Regions from separate parts of the Homo sapiens genome. Here all the other regions are linked to region 1. Evidence: chromatin contacts called from ENCODE Hi-C or POLR2A ChIA-PET data. All regions are on one chromosome and are shown on one strand. The core of a region is the stretch at or near the end of the contact, and the rest is flanking DNA. Distances in the headings are between cores, read along the strand shown. Region 1 has its middle 33 kb from the start of NUAK2. Region 2 holds the start of RAB29 (RAB29, member RAS oncogene family). Region 3 overlaps SLC60A1 (solute carrier family 60 member 1).

Region 1 (3,470 bases), core at 443-2,942:
GGGGAAACTGGTCCTGGCTGTGTTCAGCCGGCTCCTGCCGCTGCTCCACAGAGGCACACCCAGCTTGGCCTCTGTGGTGAGCTGTGGTGAGCTGTGGTGAGCTGTGGTTTGAGCAGCCTCCCTCCTAACGAAGGCAGAGAGAAGGCCAGGTTGTCAGGCTGTGTCTTGTGAGAAGGAGGGAACCAGAGGAGGGGCAACGGCAGAAACCAGACCTGAAGCCTGAACCCCAGGAACCCAGGGGACAAAGACTCCCTGGCCACCACTTGTCCCAAGACTGCAGACACCTCACTGGCCAGGAGCATACAAGCAGGAGTATACAATGTGGCCGGGGGTGCATAGGAGTCAGGATACAGAGCCATGTTCTGTGTGTATGATGTTCACATACAGGAGCCAGACTTGACCATGGGAGACCAGTTTTTAAGTTTCCAAGGAATTCTTGCTCCCTAAACATGTACTTGACCCAGAAAACTCTTCAGCCTTCAAGGCCCAACTCCCTCCACGAAGAATCTGTCCAGTGTCTGATGACTAAAGGCCCTGGATTCAGATCCAGCTTAGGCACCGCCTGGTCATTATCTGACTTCTCTACAGACTGTGCCTCTAGTAGGCTGGAGCCCTGGACTCAACTCAATATTTCACCCCTGCCCCTAGCAATAGGGGGTCAATGGACATTTGTTCAATAAGCTCTAGACACCAGAAAGGGTGAACTGTCTCTTGGCTTCAGTTGTTCTGTGACTTCAGGCTAAATCCAAAACCTCTGCGGTCAAAGAAGGCCATTGCCACCCCTCCCCACCCTGTTCCCTCTTAGGTGGAAGGCAATTGTGGCCCTTAGAAACCCTCTGAAGAAGCATCTAACAGCTTTTCTCAGGCCGAAATGGGAGAGGGTGAAGGTTTAGGAAAGAAAACGGTCATTCTTATGTCTTTCCCCAAACCAGATGATTTCCCTTTGTTCCAAACAGTTGGCAAAGACGTCTGGGCAGAGAAAGGGTCCTGACTTGATGCACTGCTCTGCAGGCAGCTGGGTGACTCCGGCCTCTGTTGGTTTGCAGCCTGGGCCAGGGCTGGGGAGTTGCTGAGGGGTGGGCTCAGGCTCACAGTAGGTAGGCTGCTGCTTGGGCTTTCAACTATTACCTCTGATCACAATGAATTCATGAATTTATATTAGTTTGATGCATATCTCTTCCACTGGACTTCCAACCTCTGGAGCGCAGGAACCACACTGTATTTAATTCTGGAGCCTCAGGGCCTGGCACAATGTCAAGCACACAGTAAGTGCTCAGTAAGTGCTAGAGACAAAAACGCACTGCAGCCTCCCTGCCAGCCTGATTTCTGGAGCATCCCTGACTCTCTTAATGGAAAGAGCTTCTCAGAGCTTCCCAAGCTGACTAGAGGAGGGACTGTCATGGTCATGGGCCCTGCTTCCCTCTTATAGTTCTCTTAGCTGGAAGGCAGGATCCTTCTCCTCTGAGCTGCTTCTGAGGCCACTTATTTGTTTATTTCCAAACCCAAAAATGCTTCTTAGGTTTTGCTGCCACCTGACTTGAAGCTCTGACCACCCCAGTGCTACTTCTGCTCTGCCCCATCCAGACATCAAGCGAGATTCATTCCCCCAGCCTCAGACAAACCACACCCCTATCACAACCGTAACTATTCTTAGCAGAGCAGGAAGGGGGGCGCTGCCGAATGACCTCGCTGCCTATAGAGACTTCACCTCCACCCACCCTTCACTCACCCGGTGTCACTTCCCCCTTTTAATAACAACAACACTGACACCAAGTTTCACTTCCACCACTTCCTGTGGGTTTTGTTCATCCTCAGCTGCTGAGGTTTCTAGAGGGTGGGTGAGTCTCTGGCCCAGCTGCAGGAAGGTCCCTCTGACTATAAACTCTACCCCTAAGCATTTAGAGGCTTGCCCTTCAGTCCTCAGACACATTCACCTTTCTTTTTTTTTGCTTTTTTTTTTTGTTTTTTTTTTTGAGGTAGAGTCTCACTCTGCTGCCCAGGCTGGAGTGCAGTGCAGTGGCACGATCTTGGCTCGCTGCAACCTCTGCCTCCCAGCTTCAAGTGATTCTCCTGTCTCAGCTTCCTGAGTAGCTGGGATTACAGGCATGTGCCACCATACCTGGCTAATTTTTGTATTTTTAGTAGAGGCAGTATTTCTCCATGTTGGCCAGGCTGGTCTTGAACTCCTGACCTCAGCCTCCCAAAGTGCTGGGATTATAGGTGTGAGCCACCGCACCTGGCCACATTCTCCTTTTTTTTCTTTTTTTTTTTTTTCCAGACAGAGTTTTGCTCTTGTTGCCCACGCTGGAGTGCAATGGTGTGATCTCAGCTCACCGCAACCTCCGCCCTCTGGGTTCAAGCGATTCTCCTACCTCAGCCTCCCAAGTAGCTGGGATTACAGGCATACACCACGACACCCGGCTAATTTTGTATTTTTAGTAGAGACGGGGTTTCTCCATGTTGGTCAGGCTGGTCTTGAACTCCTGACCTCAGGTGATCCGCCTGCCTTGGCCTCCCAAAGTGCTGGGATTACAGGCATGAGCCACCACACTTGGCCCACATTCTCCTTTTTTAAAGCTGTCCAGAATAGGGGATTCTCCATCCTTCCCTGGGTCAGAATCCCAATATCTGATCCAAGTTCATCCTGTTGACTAACCCAAATCTCTCCTGCTATTAGGGTTGCCATATTTTGCAAGTAAAAATACAGAACACAGAACACCCATTTAAATTTGAATTTCAGATAAACAATGAATAGAAGGCCAGGGGCAGTGGCTTATGCCTGTAATCCCAGCACTTTGGGAGGCTGAGGTGGGCGGATCATGAGGTCAGGAGTTCGAGACCAGCCTGATCAACATGGTGAAACCCTATCTCTACTAAAAATACAAAAATTAGCCGCGTGTGGTGGCGTGCGCCTGTAATCCCAGCTACTCAGTAGGCTGAGGCAGGAGAATTGCTTGAACCCAGGAGACGGAGGTTGTAGTGAGCCGAGACTGTACCACTGTACTCCAGCCTGGGCAAAAGAGCAAGACTCCGTCTCAAAAAAAAAAAAAACAAAAAAAAAAATGAATAACTTTTTAGTTAAGCATGTCCTGTGTAATATTATACTAAAAAAAAATTCATTGTTTATCGGAAATTCAAATGTAACTGGACATCCTTTCTTTTATCTGGCAACCCCCTGCCTGCTGTATTCCTTCTCTTTTTGTTTGGAGACAGTCTTACTGTGTCACCCAGGCTAGAGAGCAGTGGTGTGATCTCAACTCACTGCAGCCTCAACCTCCTAGGCTCAAGGGATCCTCCCACCTCAGCCTCCCAGATAGCTGGGATTACAGGCACATACCACCATGCTCAGCTAATTTTTGCATTTTTAGTAGAGATGGGGTTTCGCCATATAGCCCAGGGTGGTCTTGAACTCCTGGCCTCAAGTGATCCACCCGCCTCATCCTCCCAGAGTGCTGGGATTACAGGCGTGA
Region 2 (3,470 bases), core at 428-2,927, 490 kb after region 1:
CCTACTGGGGGTTCTTAAGGAGAATGTTTTAATTGCAATGTAAATGTTTGTTAATTTCTTTTTAAACTTCCATATGAACAGGAGCACACATTTTCAATTTTTCCATTGGTACGAGTTTTCCCCCCTTGAAACAAGTTCTTTTAACAGAGAGAAATAAAATTTTAAGTTACTCTCCCCCATCACCAGCTCTTCCTAGCTAAATACCTTCTAATTAACAATAAGGCATTTCTGCCTCTGAAAAAATAGTTGAGTCCAAAGGCCACACCCGGGAAAGAAATGAATGAACTCGGTGTCCCCTTCCTCCCTACCTTCTCCAGTTTGAGGAAAAAAGTGGTGGGAAGATAGGTCAGAGAAGTGGTATATTTCACATTCTTGGAAGAATTCCTTGGTTACCTTTATTTAAGCAATCAACGGACAAAAACACAGCTCATCAGCCCTCATGGGCATCTGACTGCGTAGCCAAGGGGCTCGTTCGGGGATTTTGTGTCTTCCATCCCACCCACAGCCCCACAACAAAGCTACAGTCCTTCAGACCAGTTCCGCTTCCTGCGTTCTCCCACTGAAGCCAGGTTAAACACCTTGCGGTTCCTCCCTCAACAGAGGGGCAGGACTACAGCCCCAGCCGGCACCTAACCAGGAGGCCCCACAGAGGATCTCAGCTGCTTCTGCTGATTGGAGAGATTTGCCGGACAGCTGAAAGGCTGGAGACTTAAGTTCACAGTACGCCTGCAATAAACAGCAATTGCTCATCCTCATCCTCCCTTCCCTATTTCTCATCTTCACGCCTTTGCTCTTACCTTTCTCCTGGCAGTGGGCTCAGTTTGGGAAAATCTAACGGGAAACTCAAGAGAGGCGTGTAAACCAAACACCCGGCAATTACACCATCTAGGTTCCCAGACAGTACTTCCTGACCCGAAGAAGGACCCAACAACCGACAGCAAATCCCCACCCCACTTGGGTCCCCAGCTCGAGTCCGCGGTCGGGGCCTCCTCCTCCCCCTCCCCCTCCCCACCCCCGAGACGTCTCACCTCCCACCGTGGACTTGTAGTGTTTGCTGAAGCTGTCCTGGGAATATCGCTGCACCAGCGACGTCTTGCCCACTGCGGCGTCCCCCACCACCAGCACTTTGAACAGGTGGTCGCGGCTGCCCATGGCTAGCGGGGTGTGCGTTTTAGGGAGGCGGGAAGTGTGGTCGGGGATCGGGGGTCGCTCGTTTTAACCCCTTTGGATCCGGACCCTCTTCAAACTGAAGTGAGGCATTCCCACCCACCGCCTGTCTGGGCTGCTCTGACGAGAAAGCAAAAAAGGAAACTTTGCACTCAACCTATACGCGCTTCCTCCCCGGGCGGCCGCAACCTGGGTGGGGCGCAGGGCGCGAGCTCCGAGCCCCCGGCTGTTCGCACCTTCCCCACCCCCTCCTGGCCTGACTGCCGAGAAACTGGACCAGGCGCCGCGGAACCTCACCCACCGGGACTTCCCCCGAGCGGCTCCAAGTCAGTGACTGAATCCCAGTCAGCTCCTTACACCACTGGGGCCAGATGATGGGGACCCTCCCCTTGCAGCACAAACCAAATTGTGAGGAAGGAGCAGCCGGCACCTCGATTCCCTAGACGCCCTCCCGCGCGCCTCTCTCTCCCCTTCCTCCGCAAGCGTCACGTGCAGGGTTGCCTGTGGCACTACATTTCCCAGCTTTCCTCGCGGTAAAGAGAACCAGCCGAGTGCGGAGGCTCACCGCGAAGCCTCCTGGGAAATGTAGTATATTCGTTATTTTGTTTTAAGCAAACCTACACCAAGTTTCAAGGCTTCAAACTCCCTCGACAGTTTGGAATCTTATTTTGAAACAATTCTAGGTCAGTAAAGATCCCTTAAGGGGAGATTTGTGCAACGTGATCTCACTGGCCTGAATCCATCCCCAGATAGTTTTCTCCTGTCTTTAAAGGTTTAACTGAGTTAAGATTGAAACTTATTTCATTAGTAAAAGCCCAAGCCTCATCCATCATGCTCCAAGTGAAGTCCATTTCCTATTCCTTCAAGTAGATAGACAAGCCCAGGACTTTGTGAAATGACTCATATTTTCTGTGTGAACTTGCCCAATACCAGGCAAGTTCAGGAAAACTTGACCCAAGAGACCAGTCTTTGGAAAAAAACCTATGCCAAAAATTACAGCATTTAATATCCAGCAATAACAATAAAGATGGACAGAAAACAAGAGACAGTTCTCCATTCATACTTCTACAATGCCTATTCTAGCCATACTACTCATGTATCACTTGAGCTAGAAGCTAATTGAAATACACTGGGACTCCTTCTTGATTTGTTGTGGCTGTTGTTAATAGATAATCATAAAACTAGTGTTTGGCAAATAATTTTAATTTCTCAGCCTGTAACTTTACTGACCTACCTGTCACTTGGGTAGAAGTTGGCAGGACATGAGCTCAATGGCAAGCAAAGAGAGCTCCATTTTCTATACTTTTCTAGGAATAGAGGAAGAGAACCAGCGGGGCCATGGGAAAACAGCCCAGGACCAGACACTAGGAAATCTAGGTCTCTTGATAGAGAGGCTATCACTTATGTTTTGTGGCGAAAGAACATCAGCATGGTTCACAATATATTTTGCCCAGAATGTTCGTTACCCAGGTACAGGAGGTTAGTTCAAGCTACTCATCTTTAAGGATCCAGTTTTCTCTGTTCTTATTCGTTTTGACATAGTTGACCACTCCTTGACATTTGTTTCCCTTATGCCTTCTATGACGCTGTTCTTTCTTTGTCATCCCCGTACTTCTCTGATGATTATCTTTTTCTTTCAGGTTTCTCTCCATCCCATTTCCCGCTAAGTATTTCCTAAGGCCTGATTCTTGGTCTCTGAGTCAATCATTCGATAAACTCTTTAGTGAATTGTCCTTGGTGTCAAAGATCTATCTTCACTTTATTTGTTCTTTATCTCTGATCAGTGATATTCTGTCAAGACCAGCTCTGTTGGGGAGACCCTAACCCAGTGGCGCTAGAGGAATTAAAGACACACACACAGAAATATAGAGGTGTGAAGTGGGAAATCAGGGGTCTGATTTCCTTTAGAGCTTTTAGAGCTGAGAGCCCCGAACAGAGATTTACCCACGTATTTATTAACAGCAAACCAGTCATTAGCATTGTTTCTATAGATATTAAATTAACTAAAAGTATCCCTTATGGGAAACGAAGGGATGGGCCGAATTAAAGGAATAGGTTGGGCTAGTTAACTGCAGCAGGAGCATGTCCTTAAGGCACAGATCACTCATGCTATTGTTTGTGGCTTAAGAATGCCTTTAAGCGGTTTTCCACCCTGGGCGGGCCAGGTGTTCCTTGCCCTCGTTCCTGTAAACTTACAACCTTCCAGCGTGGACGTTAGGGCCATTATGAACATGTTACAGTGCTGCAGAGATTTTGTTTATGGCCAGTTTTGGGGCCAGTTTATGGCCAGATTTTGGGGGGCC
Region 3 (3,470 bases), core at 439-2,938, 310 kb after region 1:
GGCAGGAGTTGGCGAGATGGTGCTGCAGATGCTGGTTGGTTCGGTATGTGGGGACCTGTAAGGGAGAGGGGAGCATTTGGGGAGCACTCCTCTGACAGGTGAGAAGATGCAGATAGCCACCTTCTGAACTCAAACTGTCCCTTTCCTGAGTCTCCAGCAAAGCCAGCAGGGCCCCCTGTGCCGTTGTTACCTGTTTCCGTTTCCAAGCCAGCCCTGAGAGCTGAGCCTCCATATGTGGGATCTGGAGATGTAAACGGATGCATGGAAAAGTCCAAAGCAAACACAAGCCATGTCTGGGAGCAGGGCCAGAGGGGGCCCGTGGGAATGCTGTTTAGCTCTCAGAGCCTGAGATGGGTTGGAACTGCAGTCAGAGTTCTTTTTCCATCCCTTCGGAACCCACCACTCCCTACCCCACCTCTCACAGCCTCTGGCCACCCTGCAGAGGGCCCAGCTTCCTGCTCAACTCCTGCCCTGACCGAGAGGGCCAACTCTTCCAGTTCTATTCAAATCCACCCATGTTTCATTTATTCACCAGGAAAAAAAAAAAAACAACCTAACATCTACTTTTTATTGAATACTATAATGTAGATATTATTCCCCTTTTTACAACAGAGGACACGGAAACTCAGATGAATTTAGCAACTTACCCTAGGTCAGTCACACTTCCAGAAACTGACAGAGAGGACCTCACATCTAGATCTTCCGGCCTCCAAAATCTCCCTCATTGTGACTCCATTCTCCTTTCCTCCTCTTTTGCCCTGCTGGAGGGAGGGGAAGAGCTGCATCTCACCATACCCTCCTCATTGAAATGATGTGACATCTGGGACTTGCTTTAGTGTAACCTAGTGCAGAAAAGAAGTGCAAGGCCACCAATGAAACCGGTGCTGACTGCTAAAGTTGAGTGTTGGGTTCATTGGAGCTCCATATACTACTTTAACATGTTTTAAATTCTCATAATAAAAGAGTAAAACAATATATCCTCTGCAAAGTTCTGGTTAGGGCTTATGGGTATAGAAACACCTAGTATGACTGGAGCTTCAGTGATGATAGAGATCGTCAGAAGGTTCCAGAACACAGAGCTGCAAGGGACTGCAGGGGGTCACCAGGTCCAGTCCCTGCCTTAGAGCAGGACTTCGGCCTTCTCCAGACACATCAACTTGAAACAAGGCCAAGGCCTCCCTCCTCCCCGTGATTCCATCTCTTGGTGTGACGGGCCTCAACTTAGCTGAAAAACCAGCCAAGGATGGAGAAGGCTGCTTCCTCCGATACACCTTCCACGTGAAGTTTTAATTGTCTGTCTCTCTGTGTTTTCCCCTTTGGCAGATATTCCAGGCTCAGGGCAGCTATAGTTTCCTGGTCTGTGGCGTGATCTTTGGTTGTCTGGCTTTTACCTTCTATATCTTGCTCCTGTTTTTCCACAGGATGCACCCTGGACTCCCATCAGGTAAGGAAAGTATCTGTTTCTACACAAGAGGAGGAAAACAGAGCCGGGGTCGGGGAGCGGGGGAGCAGGAGATGCTATGGATCTTAACGTGCCAGAAACGCTGCTCTGTTCCAAGTAAAATGCAAGGAAATGTTTATTTTTCTACAGCTTCCTTTTCCTCTCTTCCTGCTTTCCATACGATTGTCTGCGCTGGACTCTTAAGATAGGCGAGAGCTGGGTCGGCTGACTCATGGTTTCTCCATTAGCAGAGGGGTATGGATTGTGAACTTGGCTTCCTGCATCCCACCATGTCATGGGACCATGAGCCAAGAATCTCTTTCCAGCCTGTTCAGGGAACTGAAAGGCAGAGCCCGACTCCTTGGCTGGAACTCAGCCCAACGGCCTAATTGGCCATCTCTTTGCAGTTCAGGATTTTGATTCTAGTCCAAATCTTTTTTTCAAAAAGAAGTCCTTCAGGCCAAGTAGCAAAGAAAGTCTCCTTCAGGGCACAGACACCTCCTAAGAATAGTCTCCCTTCTAGAGACCCCAGGCAGGGGGAGTCCCAAAGCAATTTTCATAACCCTGAGCCCTTACCTGCCCTTTTGCCCACTGCTTTCAAAGTGCCCAGGGACTGCATCGGCTGTGTGCAAAGCCAGTTCTTAAGAGAAGGTGCCCAGGCGGAGACTCTGTCCTCCCTATAAAAAGCAAAATCATCACAAAAAGACTAAAGGAACAGGCATTCACCATCCGCTCTCAGTGGGTGAACATATCTACGCTCTAAACGCTCAGTACAAAGGCCCAGAAGGAAAGGTGGCCCCCAAAACAGCACTAACTATAGCCTCACTTCTGAGACAGCAGTACTGGTTGCACACACACAGGAGTTTCATTTAAGACCTACATTCAATTAATATTTGCTGAACATTAAATGAATAACACTTAATGGGCTCCTTATTCATGGGAGACAGACACATTCCCCAAGCCCTAGACAGCAGTCTCAGGAAACTGCCTCCACCAACTGTTCGCCAGAACTAGGGGGTCTGACTTTTCACTTTGCTCCCTCTAGAGCCACAGAATGGCAGAGAAACAAACAGCCTGGGTAAGCTCTCAGAATGAATCATCACTGCAACTCATCAGAGCTGCTGAAACATGCTACCTGTTTTGTTTTTCTTTTGTAGTTCCTACCCAAGACAGATCAATTGGAATGGAAAACTCTGAGTGCTACCAGAGGTAAAACTGGGTGAAGAAGGCAAGAGAAGACTTTCAGCCTCTTGATCACCAGCACGACCATACTGTTTCAGAAAGCTGGGTGGTGGTGGAGGCGCTCTCTCAATGGCTATTCAAGTCTTCTCCACTAAAACTTGGTTGGGTAGAGGAAATTAAATTGAGTCCTGGTACCTGGTCAAAATCATTAGAAGTTTACCTGGCTTCTCAAGTTATCTTCTTCCCTGGTTCAGACTGTTGGTAAGAGCTGTCCAGATACCCAGATGGGAAGGAAGGAGACAGCCGCGCGCTTCACTCCATTTGTCACCTCATGCATGGACCATACTCTGGGTTTGAGATCATTCTTCATTGAAGTTTGTAAAAATAGGTTGAAATTGTAAAGCTCCATGATCATTGCTATATGTAGATATATTTCAATTTAAGCAAAACAAGCTGCAAGTTATTCCCTGGCATGCTCAAAGGATTTTCGTGCTTTTCACTTAATAGTCCAAAGTCTCTTAAATTCCTGCTGCAGACATCAATAGCTTATCTATATTCTCAAACACCAAAAGGAAAAGTTGAATCTTGCTCTCTTTGGTATACTAATGTAGTGGTATGCTAAGCTGGCTCATACCAACTTAGAAAAGCTGATTGTAAAATTTTCATTTTGACAGCTGGTTATTAAATGCAGCCATTATTAAAAATCAAATCATACAAACTTATAATTAAATCAATTACATTTAAAACAAAGGTAATAAATATTCAAAGCATATCACTTCCTAATTTGATCTTGATGCTCTTGAGGTAATTTACGTCCATGGTACCTGTGTGGTGGAATTACTATATA

What was found. Hi-C counts contacts between places; a loop is a spot of excess contacts on that map. ChIA-PET counts read pairs that join two places held with the same protein, here RNA polymerase II (POLR2A). Pooled maps may share reads with other maps.
Region 2: a loop to region 1 is called in a map of naive thymus-derived CD4-positive, alpha-beta T cell, with 8 times the contacts of the local background. The contact joins the promoter of RAB29 here to the enhancer-like site in region 1. A Hi-C loop is called at or near these places in 2 of 168 maps with a recorded cell type or tissue (breast epithelium and naive thymus-derived CD4-positive, alpha-beta T cell), 14 of 37 single-sample maps with no recorded cell type and 11 of 50 pooled maps. POLR2A ChIA-PET finds 5 or more read pairs at or near these places in 1 of 52 experiments (naive thymus-derived CD8-positive, alpha-beta T cell).
Region 3: a loop to region 1 is called in a pooled map, with 2.7 times the contacts of the local background. The contact joins two enhancer-like sites. A Hi-C loop is called at or near these places in 4 of 37 single-sample maps with no recorded cell type and 12 of 50 pooled maps. POLR2A ChIA-PET finds 5 or more read pairs at or near these places in 3 of 52 experiments (CD4-positive, alpha-beta T cell, T-cell and naive thymus-derived CD8-positive, alpha-beta T cell).

The regions. Positions count from the first base shown.
Region 1 is chr1:205,286,664-205,290,133 of GRCh38, forward strand. No RefSeq gene overlaps it. Among named protein-coding and RNA genes, the nearest start is that of NUAK2, 33 kb to the right of the region's middle. Within about 2 kb of position 1,693, at least 13 of the 41 ENCODE cell types and tissues checked have a DNase peak (open chromatin) inside an H3K27ac peak, as active enhancers do.
Region 2 is chr1:205,773,805-205,777,274 of GRCh38, forward strand. It overlaps RAB29 (RAB29, member RAS oncogene family), which reads right to left and starts at 1,678. Exons shown (of 6, transcript NM_003929.3): 1 at 1,469-1,678; 2 at 1,029-1,282. The coding sequence starts at 1,152. RefSeq lists an enhancer at 543-592.
Region 3 is chr1:205,597,808-205,601,277 of GRCh38, forward strand. SLC60A1 (solute carrier family 60 member 1) reads left to right here. Exons shown (of 10, transcript NM_181644.5): 8 at 1-43; 9 at 1,324-1,444; 10 at 2,599-3,470. The coding sequence ends at 2,654. Among named protein-coding and RNA genes, the nearest start is that of SLC60A1-AS1, 30 kb to the left of the region's middle. RefSeq lists an enhancer at 2,158-3,357. Within about 2 kb of position 1,689, at least 18 of the 41 ENCODE cell types and tissues checked have a DNase peak (open chromatin) inside an H3K27ac peak, as active enhancers do.